Regions from separate parts of the Homo sapiens genome. Here region 2 is linked to region 1. Evidence: chromatin loops called from intact Hi-C (ENCODE). Cell type or tissue: gastrocnemius medialis. All regions are shown on one strand. Each heading gives the region's core, and the rest is flanking DNA. Links, peaks and the distances in the headings are about the cores only.

Evidence for each region. Hi-C counts contacts between places; a loop is a spot of excess contacts. Peaks named below come from ENCODE experiments on the same cell type or tissue, not always from the same donor. Only the 100,000 strongest peaks of a DNase experiment are listed, where the experiment ranks them.
Region 2: a loop joins it to region 1, with 6 times the contacts of the local background. A loop is called at or near these places in 2 of 110 quality-filtered maps.

The regions. Positions count from the first base shown.
Region 1 is chr2:96,596,419-96,601,795 of GRCh38, forward strand. KANSL3 (KAT8 regulatory NSL complex subunit 3) reads right to left here. Exons shown (of 21, transcript NM_001115016.3): 20 at 5,225-5,358. Among named protein-coding and RNA genes, the nearest start is that of KANSL3, 39 kb to the right of the region's middle. In gastrocnemius medialis, for the core only: no CTCF peak of the experiment used is centred there; DNase peaks (open chromatin) are centred at 373 and 2,353; H3K27ac peaks cover 5,000 bases.
Region 2 is chr2:96,663,035-96,668,411 of GRCh38, forward strand. It overlaps FER1L5 (fer-1 like family member 5), which reads left to right. Exons shown (of 53, transcript NM_001293083.2): 14 at 405-473. Among named protein-coding and RNA genes, the nearest start is that of FER1L5, 23 kb to the left of the region's middle. In gastrocnemius medialis, for the core only: no CTCF peak of the experiment used is centred there; a DNase peak (open chromatin) is centred at 2,297; H3K27ac peaks cover 1,935 bases.

The DNA.
Region 1 (5,377 bases), core at 262-5,261:
GCTGCATGCCTTATAGGCCCAGCTACTCGGGAGGCCGAGGCCACAGGATTGTTTGAGCCCAAGAGGTTGAGGCTGCAGTGAGCCATAATCACACCAATGAAGAGGAGTTTGACAATCAAACCTCATGACTTCAATCCCAGCACTTTGGGAGGCTGAGGTGGGAAGACTGCTGGAGCCCAGAGTTCCAGACCAACCTGGGCAATATAGCAAGACCCCATCTCAATCAAAAACAAAAACAAAACCTCATGGGCTTCCCTGCCCAAAGGCAGGGCTGTACACAGATGATCACTCTGTTCTGATTATGAATACACCTTAGAGTGAGCCAGCTTGCCCACAGCCTGCTACAAGGCTACAGTGAGGCCCACTGCCAGAGGCCTCCAGCTAGAGGTGCTGCTTGCCAGGCTGACAAGGTCCTGGTATGGCCAGCAGGACAGAGAGGAGAGAGAACTTATAACCACAGGCAGGGAGTCCATTTTTTGGACCCTGATGCAGGGCACAACATAGTCTCTGTCTGTCCTCTTCCTCCCTGCAGCTTCTCAGCTGTGATGAGTACACAATAGTCCATTCCCATGAAGGAAACACATAGTAAACACCAATCAGTGCCAGAAACAAAACAGATAATTAAGTGCTTATACAGATCTTAGAGAAGTCTAGTTGGTGTTCACTTTTCTTTTTAAATTCATTCCATCCAAAAATATTGCAGTATGGAACCCCAAAATAAAAAATGACTGTTTTAAAATCCTAACAATACCATTATCACACATTAAAAAGGTTAACAATTCCGTAATATCAACAACTATCCAGTCAGTGTTAAAATTTCCAATTGCCTCATAAATGTCAAAAAAATGGGTAGTTTGTTTCTAAGCATTAAAAAACGTCGGTTTCCAAAGCCTGAGGAGATTCTGATCCTGCCACCACAACAGTCACTGAATTAAGTCAACTTCCTCTCTAAACCAGGTAAGAAAACCAAAGCCCAGAAGGATAGGTGATTTGCCCAGGATCACACAGCTGGCTGAAAACAGATGACCTGACCCATAGTCCAGTGCTCTGTCTGGCAATCTGAACAGAGCTATTAGAAGCTTCTGAATCAGCAAGAAGCCTTAATCTAATAACATCCCCTTGCTTGTTGGAAAAGAATCACCACCTGACTCCTCCTAGCAATTACATATCCACTTTATTTTATTTATTTATTTTATTTTTTTGAGACAGAGTCTGGCTCTGTTGCCCAGGCTGGAGTGCAATGGTACAATCTCAGCTCACTGCAACCTCCGCCTCCCAGGTTCAAGCAATACTCCTGCCTCAGCCTCCCAAGTAGCTGGGATTACAGGTGCACGCCACCACATCCAGCTAATTTTTGTATTTTTAGTAGAGATGGGGTTTCACCATTTTGGTCAAGATGGTTTCGATCTCTTGACCTCGTGATCCACCCGCCTAGGTCTCTCAAAGTGCTGGGATTACAGGCGTGAACCACCATGCCCAGCCTACGTCCATTCTATTAAGATGAAAACTAATCTCATGTTAACATCATCAGTTAGAAGGCCAGACCTTGATCTTTATTCTGTGCTTCAACTGAGCTCCAGAAAAGGGGGATTCTCAATGACCTCTACTCTCTTCTCAATGGTAACTGGCTGGCCCAGGCCATGGCAAGCTGAGACGGATTACCTAACACAGGAGGAAGGGATCACGTGGCAGGATCTGTGTTCTAGTTGTCCATCAACATGGCATCAGCAAACGAAGACACCCTAAAAACAGGCCCAAATGGCTTTGTAGGTCACTTCTATCAACCCATCAAGGAACTATCATTTCTGTACTATAAAACTGTTTTAGAGTATGAGAGGGGAAAAGCACTTCCCATCTCATTCTACAAGGATTGAATTACCCCTTTTACATAACTAGACAAAGGAAAGCACACACACAGAAGTAGGGGGTGGAGGGGAAGAAAACTATGGGCCAAAGCCTGAGGAGATTAATATAGACGCCAAAATCCTAAGTAAAATAAAAGCAAATAGAATAGACATGCTTTTCTTTTGAAATGCTTAGCTTCTTTCTTTTTTCATTTCGTTCTTTTGATAGGGTCTTGTTGCCTTTGTATGTATAATAAAAAGAATAGGACACACTGAAAAAGCCACTGCATCTAGAATTCACACAGTTTGATATTAGGAAACCTATTAAAGTAACTCATCATTTTAACTGATTAGAAGGAAACGTTGGCCGGACATGATGGCTCACGCCTGTAATCCCAACACTTTGGGAGGCCAAGGTGGGTGGATCACTTGAGGTCAGGAGTTCAAGACAAGCCTGGACAACATGGTGAAACCCTGTCTCTACTAAAAATAGAAAAATTAGCTGAGGGTGGTGGCATGAGCCTATAGTCCCAGCTACTCAGGAGGCTGAGGCAAGAGAATAGCTTGAACTTGGCAGGCAGAGGTTGCAGTGAGCTGAGATCGTGCCACTGCACTCCAGCCTGGGTGACAAGAGTGAGACTGTCTCAAAAAAAAAAAAAAAAAAAAAAAAAAAGGAAATGTTTATCCTCATTCATTTCATGTGATTCTAAAAGAATAATGGAAAAAATTCAAAACTATCATGAGAAAGGAAAAGAATGAAGATTATCTTAGCAAACTAGAAACAGAATTGACACTCCCTTAACTTCAAGATCCATACTATCAACCCATAACAGAAGGCCAGCGTAGGATAGACAAATTCAAAACTACAGAACAGGCCCATATGTGTTCAGTACTTTAGAATGTGACAGCAGTGGATTTTAGATGAGTGGAGGAATGATGAATGGACTCATCCTTACCTCACTTAACATACAAAAGTGAACTATAAGGAATTAAAGGAAACAAGCAAAAGCATTATAAGAAAACACAAAGAGAGAGTTTCAATATGGGATGACAGAAAAGTTCTGGAGATGGATGGTGGTGATGGCTGTACCACAATGTGAATGTGCTCAATGCTACTGAACTGTAAGCTTGAAACATGGCTAAAATGGTACATTGTATGTTATATATGTTTTACCACAATTCAAATTTTAAAAACAAAAAGGATTACTTTTATATTCTTGTGATAGGGCTAGCTTTCTTAAGGCATAAAACTTTGGAGCTATAAAGGAAAATATTTGAAGATTTTACTATATGAAACATTTAAATGGCTGTATGATCTAGAAATAAAAGTTAAAAGACTGACTGACATTCAATGAATGCTTCAATAGAAAGAAAAAAAAATATGAGCCACTGACAGGAATAACATATATGTAATTTGTGTAACAGATAAAGATTTAACATCTGAATATACAAAGCCACTATAATTCAAAGAGTATGACAAACATTTCATAAAAGACATAAAACTTCTTAAGTAATCAGGAAAATGCACATTAAAACAATTTCATTTTTCACCCAGATTAATAAAGTTAAAATTTTGATTTCCACAAAATATGAAACATATTTTCATCACCGTGGCTAGAATTGTAAAGTAGCAAAAACTTTTTGAAGGGCAGTTAGTGAGCAGCTGCCCAGATATTAGAGGTACACATCCTCTACTTATTCTCTGGCCTGGAGAAATGCTCCCAGAGGTACACAAGAATAAACAAGTGTTCACCAGAGCATTATTTAAAATATCAAAAACCAAAATAGAACCCAGCTATCTACCTAACAGAAGGTGGTGAAATACATCTTCATACATCTACTCAGTGAAATACTAGCCAGCCTCTGAAAAGACACAGACAGGGAAACGTGTCACGACATGATTTATAAAAAAAGGCAAGTTACAAAACAGTCCATACTCTGTAATCCCATATTTGTACAAAATAAATAAAATAACATACTTTGTGTAGAAAAAAAAATTTGAATGGATCCATATCAGGCTATTAACAGTGAACATCATCTCTAGGAGTAGCATCATGGGAAACTTTCCCTTTCTAAATTAATTATTTCTATAATGTTTGAATTATTTAAAATAAGCATAATCATTTTTATAATTGAAAAAATAAGAAATAAGATAAAATTAAAACATTTCCATCCCTCTGCAAAAAAAGGTAGCTATGATCCCAACGAATGTCAGGTGTTGACCTCTGTGCAGTATTTTCCCTAAAGAGGAAGAGACAGAAGAGCTTTTAGAATGGCTCAGGAACTATCACTGCACCTCCAGTTCACAAGCAGGTTGACATGGTGGAAAGGACAGGGAGACACAGGAAGGCCTTGGCTGTATAGCGGATACTGAAGGAAAGCACACTCAGTACTAGACTCAAACTGTTTTTTGGCTTAACTTCTAATCTTTGAGTGGCTCCTCAGATTACCATTTTAAGATTAGAAATATTTGACTTGAAAAGGTCACAGGGGAAATTAGATCAGCTAAGAGAAACTAATCATGACTTCCTGGGTGAGACCTATAAAAACCTAGCTGTGCCCTAAAAAGACAGCAATAAATGCTAAGATATGGGAAGGCACAGTGCTAGAAAGCCAATGTCAAAGAAAGAGTATTATACTTGGGGGCCGAGGCGGGAGGACCACTTAAACCTTGGAGTTCAAGGCCAGCTTGGGCAACATAGTGAGATATCTCTGTCTCCATGTCCTTAAAAACAAAGAAAGGGCCAGGAGCGGTGGCTCACACCTGTAATCCCAGCACTTTCAGAGGCCGAGACAAGTAGATCACTTGAGGTCAGGAGTACGAGGCCAGCCTGGTCAACACAGTGAAACCCTGTTGTAGCCGGGCATGGTGGCGGGCGCCTGTAATCCCAGTTACTTGGGAGGCTGAGGCAGGAGAATTGCTTGAACCGGGGAGGTGGAGGTTGCAGGGAGCCGAGATCACACCCCTGCACTCCAGCTTGGGCGATAGAGCAAGACTCCATCTCAAAAAATAAAAATAAAAACAAAGAAAGAGCATTAGCCAAGTAGCCTCTACTCATAACCTCTGAAGGATGAAACCAAGGATGAGAAAAAAATGAAACGAAAGGAAAAGTAAACAAAAACATTAAATACTAGACACTGCTACCCACTTGAACATATGTACTCTTCACAATATCAAGGGAGGGATGTAGAAGAGGAAGCTCAAAGATGTCCATGATTCGCTCAATATTATAAAGCCACAAACTCCAGAATACAGATTTGAATTTGAATCTGAATCTCGTCTGTCCAGTGCATGGGCAGCCCCTTCAATCAGCCAGTCAGCTGGTCTTAAACTTCCCAATAATGAAGCCCATGTCCTCAGTCCTTCCTGGCAGACTCACCTGTGAGCTGGAGGGCAGCACCTGGGAAGAGGACTCCTCGGATGGGGCTGCTCCTGAGCCCATAGGGCTCAGTGTAGTGATCCTGCTCGGCTGGCCACGAAGTGTCAGAGTAATGGTGGTGGGGACCTTCAAGCCTGAGATAAAGAGAGAGAA
Region 2 (5,377 bases), core at 63-5,062, 66 kb after region 1:
ACATAAACTCAACTGACGGTTTTAAAACAGGCATGCTGCTGCCATTAGCTGTGTTTTTGCCCATTTTTCTTTTGGGATCTCAGAATTTATCTAGCAAAATATATGTCTATACACTCATATAGTAAGGTCAGTAGCCTTATATCTATTTAAAAATGAAGTCTATTGAAAGCTGACTTAAGGAAAAATATGAGGAATCTGAATCTGGCAAACACCTCGGGTAAGTACACAAAGGACTGGCGCTGTTGCTGCTGAGAAGTTGTGCAGGTGTCTTGAGAGCAGGGATTAGCCCAAGCACCTCTGTGCTGTGGTGTCCACTGGGAGGCTGGACAGGAAGAGCTGGAAGGTGAGGTCAGTGGAGGGAGGAGGGGGCAGGCTGGCACCAACACTGCTTTGGGACATTCCAGCTCAGGACACACATGCAGACCCAAACCGACAACCCGATATGGAACCAGATCCTGACCTTCCGGATTCAGGTATGGCTCCTCCATCATGCCCACCCTTCTCCCACATCCCCTAACATAGAAGGGAAGTTTGGATGATTGTGTGGGGGTGAAGACAGAGGGTGGGGGCCAAAAAGCATGGCAAGGGGGACTCTGCCTGATAGGGAGCATGAGGAAGCCCAGGACATATTATGGAAAACTTTACCTTTTACAGCTTACTGAGTTATCATTGACGTACCTATGTCAATGGTATGTATGACTTGTAGATATTTAAAATGTACAATTTGGCTGGGCACGGTGGCTTACACCTGTAATCCCAGCACTTTCGGAGGCTGACGTGGGCAGATCACTTGAGCTCCAGAGTTTGAGACCAGCCTGGACAACAGTGGCGAAACCAGACTCTACTAAAAAGATAAAAATTAGTCGGGCGTGGTGACATGCGCCTGTAGTTCCAGCTACTCGGGAGGGTGAGGCAGGAGAGTTGCTTGAACCCCGGAGGTGGAAGTTGCAGTGAGCTGAGCCGAGGTAGTATCACCTACTTATTTGAGCAAACACTTCAGCTAAGTAGGTGATAACAACCTGTTGCCCAAGCCAAGCCACTGCACTCCAGCCTGCACAACAGAGGGAGACTCAGTCTCAGGAAAATATAAAAGAAAAAAGAAAAGAGAGAGAGAGAGAGGAAGGAGAGAGGGAGGGAAGGAGGGATGGAAGGGGAGGGAAGGAAGGAAGGAAGAAAGGAAATGTACAATTTGATACATTTTAAAATATGTACACATCCAGGAAACCCATCATACAATCAACATAATGAATATATCTATCACCTCCAAAAGTTGCCTAATGCCTCTTGGGAATCCCTCCCTGTGATTCCTATTCCACCCCCTCCCATCCCCAGGCAACCAACAATCTGCTTTCTGTTACTACGTATTAGCTTGCATTTCCTAGTGTTTCATAGAAATGGAATCGTTCAGTAAGTACCCTTATTTGTCTGACTTCTTTCACTCAGCATAATTATTGTGAAATTCATTCATGCCATTGCTGTGTATCAGTGGTTTATTCCTTTTTGTTGCTAAGTAATATTCCATTGTATGGATGTACCACAGTTTGCTTATCCCTTTCCTTGTTTATGAACATTTCCGGTTTGGGGCTGTTACAATGAAGCTGTAAACACTTGTGTACAACCCTTAGCATAGACATATGCTTTCATTTCTCTTAGGTAAATATGTAGATGCAGAATGACTAGATTCTATGGTAGATGTATTAAGCAATGAGTGGGTCATACAACTGAACTTTCCAGAGAACTTAAATGTGCCCTTTCACCCACATATAAAAACAAAACAAATCCCTTTAAAGACACATTTTAAATGATAATATACATTTTCTTATCTTCTCAGCAACTTTGCCCTGAATATAATTAGAGCTTTTTGTTGATGGCCTGGAGCCATTATGGGAACATAGTTATTATCCTGGGCTATCTGCAGTACCGGGCTACTTGTTCCTGCACTAAATGGCTCTGAGATGCTTTCTTTTTGGGGTTCTGTAGTCTGATTTTGATCGCCTTTCAATCTGTCTCCGTCACCTATCAGCTGTTGTGGATGACAGTTCTCTTGAAGGCGGAGTCTTACTGGCCTTTTGACTCTAAGTCAGGCTTCTAAGAGCAGTGTGTAAAATAAGAACACAGTTCTGAGAGAGAACTTGAGCTGAGAGATAACTTGAGCTCTCTCATAAGTGCAGGCACACAGGAATTTGTGTGACATGGACTTGGCAACCCAGAGAATGTTTTGTTTCCTCATACCTTACATTGTGAAATACAAAATTAGCTAATGCGCTCCCCTTCTCCCTCCTGTGAACTCCCCTCCTTGCTGCTTCTAGTAGCTACCCAGTCTGCCTTCCTGTGAGTCATCACTTTCAACCATTCCTCATAATCCCTGCCTCCTTGGATGATTTTATAGACTCTGAAAGTAGGAAGACATTTCAGAGGAGGCCTAGTCCATCCCCCATCCTTGCCAAGCTCCCTCCCACCTTTTCCGGCCTGTGATGAGGGCACAGGGCTGGGATCCTCAGATGTTCTGTGGCTGTTCAGAGCCTTGGGAAATCTTCTTTTTTCATCTTCTGTTCATCTTCTTTGTTCATCTTTTTTTTTTTTTTCTGAGACAGAGTTTCATTCTTGTCACCCAGGCTGGAGTGCAATGGCGCGATCTCGGCTCACTGCAACTTCTGCCTCCTGGGTTTAAGCTATGAGTAGCTGGGGCTACAGGTGCCTACCACCAAGCCTGGCTAATTTTCATATTTTTAGTAGAGACGAGGTTTCACCATGTTGGCCAGGCTGGTCTCGAACACCTGACCTCAGGTGATCCACCTGCCTTGGCCTCCTACAGTGCTGGGATTACAGGTGTGAGCCACCATGCCCGGCCCTGTTCATCTTCTTACAGGCTCAGAACCAATGGCACAGGCCAGGCCCTCCCTCATCCCTGAGAGAGGCCTTCCAACATTTGAAGATGTTCAAACACCCCTGGAACCTCATCCATTTTCCCCAGAACACAGTCTCCAGGGTGGGGCCCTTTGGATACTGGCCTGATTGCCTTTAGCCCTTTGGAAATGCAGCAGGCAGGTGTGAACCTCTCTCTGAAGAGGCAGAACAGCCAGCCACACAGATGGCAGCATCTGAGGCCAGGTGGTCAGAAGGGGAGCAGAGCCCAGGGCACTGCAGAAAACTGGCCTGTACCAATGGTCAGTCCGAGGGCCCCAGGGCAGAAGGGGAGGCAGCACACTAGATGAGGAACCAAGAAGCAGGAGGAGAATTATTAGCAGGATGGATGGAAAGGTGGTTCCGCCATAAATCTGAACTTGGAGGACTCCTAACTTTGGAAGACCTGGATGCCTTCTGGTGCCGATCTCTCCCCTTCCAATGTCCTTCCTTAACCTGGGCAATTTCCTCCTTTCTTACTGACTAGCTGCTCACCTGGAAAGCCCTTTCCTCTTCTCCTTGGCCCCTTAGCTGTCAGGACCCAGGGAGAATGGGATGAAGAAAATGGAAAGCTGGGAGGTTCCCAGCCACATCCCAAGAACTGCTGTAAGGAGAAGAGGCCCCAGCTGAGAGGATTGAGGATTTGGGGTCCCACTCTGGCCTCAACCCAGCAGCTCTATTTTACACATGGACACATGGATTTTTTTCTTTTATTTATTTATTTTTTTTTTTTAGACAGTCTTGCTCTGTTGCCCAGGCTAGACTGCAGTGACGCAATCTCAGCTCACTGCAACCTCCACCTCCTGGGTTCAAGCAATTCTTGTGCCTCAGCCTCCTGAGTAGCTGGGACTACATGCATGAGCCACCATGCCCAGCTGATTTTTTGTATTTTTGGTAGAGATGGGGGTCTCAATATGTTGTCCAGGCTGGTCTTGAACTCCTGGCCTCAAGTGATCCTCCCACTTCAGCCTCCCAAGTACTGGGATTACAGGCATTAGCCACCGCATCTGGCCTCTTTTCTTTCTTTCTTTTTAAAAATAATTGAGGAAACCATAATGCAGAGTGGAGATGGGACACAGAAGCTTGGGTAGGAATCCTGACTCCACCCCTTACTATGTGACCTTGAGCAAGTCCCTCTGCCTCTCTAGGCCTGATTCCCCATCTCTTTATAGGGACAATCACAGTCCTCAAGGGGTTACAGCAGAGTGGTTTTGGCAACTGCATGTAGCATGAGAACTTCAGGAACTCAACCTCTCTGATCTCAGCTTTCCCATATGAAAATGGGAATAATAATAGCACCTGGTTCATGAGGTTTTTAGGAGAGCCCACTCAGCTGGTCTATGGAATTTGTTTAGCACAAGCCAGGGGCAACAGAAACCTCCTAAAGAGGCAGCTATTATTATTTATTCTTTTTTTTTTTTTTTTTGAGACGGAGTTTCGCTCTTGTTGCCTAGGCTGGAGTGCAATGGCACGATCTCAGCTCACTGCAACCTCCTCTTCCCGGGTTCAAGTGATTCTCCTGCCTCAGCCTCCCGAGTAGCTGGGATTACAGGCATGCGCCACCACACCCGGCTAATTTTGTATTTTTAGTAGAGACAGGGTTTCTCCATGTTGGCCAGGCTGATCTTGAACTCCTGACCTCAGGTGATCTGCCCGCCTCGGCCTCCCAAAGTGCTGGGATTACAGGCATGTGCCACCATGCCTGGTTTATTATTTATTCTTTGAGGAGACAGATATACTGCTGTTTAAAAAGTTGATGGCTAGACATGATGAAGACATTCTAGGCCCACGGCCTCTCCATGAGATGGTTTGGTGAATGTGCATTCAGACTGCGAGGGGCTGTATGAGGACAGTAATATCTACCAGCCCACAGTCAGGGCAGACTCAGGTGTCAGAGGGGCCTGAAGCTTATGCAATTAGGGGACTTTTTTTTCTTTTTTGAAACAAGGTCTCACTCTGTCACCCAGGTTGGAGTGCAGTGGCACGATCATGGTTCACTGTAGCCTCAACCTCACGGGCTCAAGCAATCCTCCCACCTCAGCCTCCTGAGTAGCTGGGACTATAGGTGAGTGCCACCACACCCAGCTAATTTTTGTATTTTTTGTAGAGAGAGGATTTCATCATGTTGCCCAGGCTGCTCAAGTGATCTGCCCGCTTCAGCCCCCCAAAGTGCTGGGATTACAGGTGTGAGCCACCATGCTTGTCCAGAGGGCCATTTTAAAGACAAAAATACAAAACGATCATGTGACAAGTTCCAGGCCCCTCTCAGGACCTTGCAAGGGGCCTATTCAAATGGGAGGCCCAGCTGGGCGAGGTGGCTCACACCTCTAATCCCAACATTTTGAGAGCCCTACGCAGGAGGATTGCTTTTGCCCAGGAGTTCGAGACCAGCTTGGGCAACATAGTAAGGCACCTGTCTCTACAAAAAAAAAAAAATTGTTTTTAATTACCTGGGCCTGATGGCAGGTGCCTG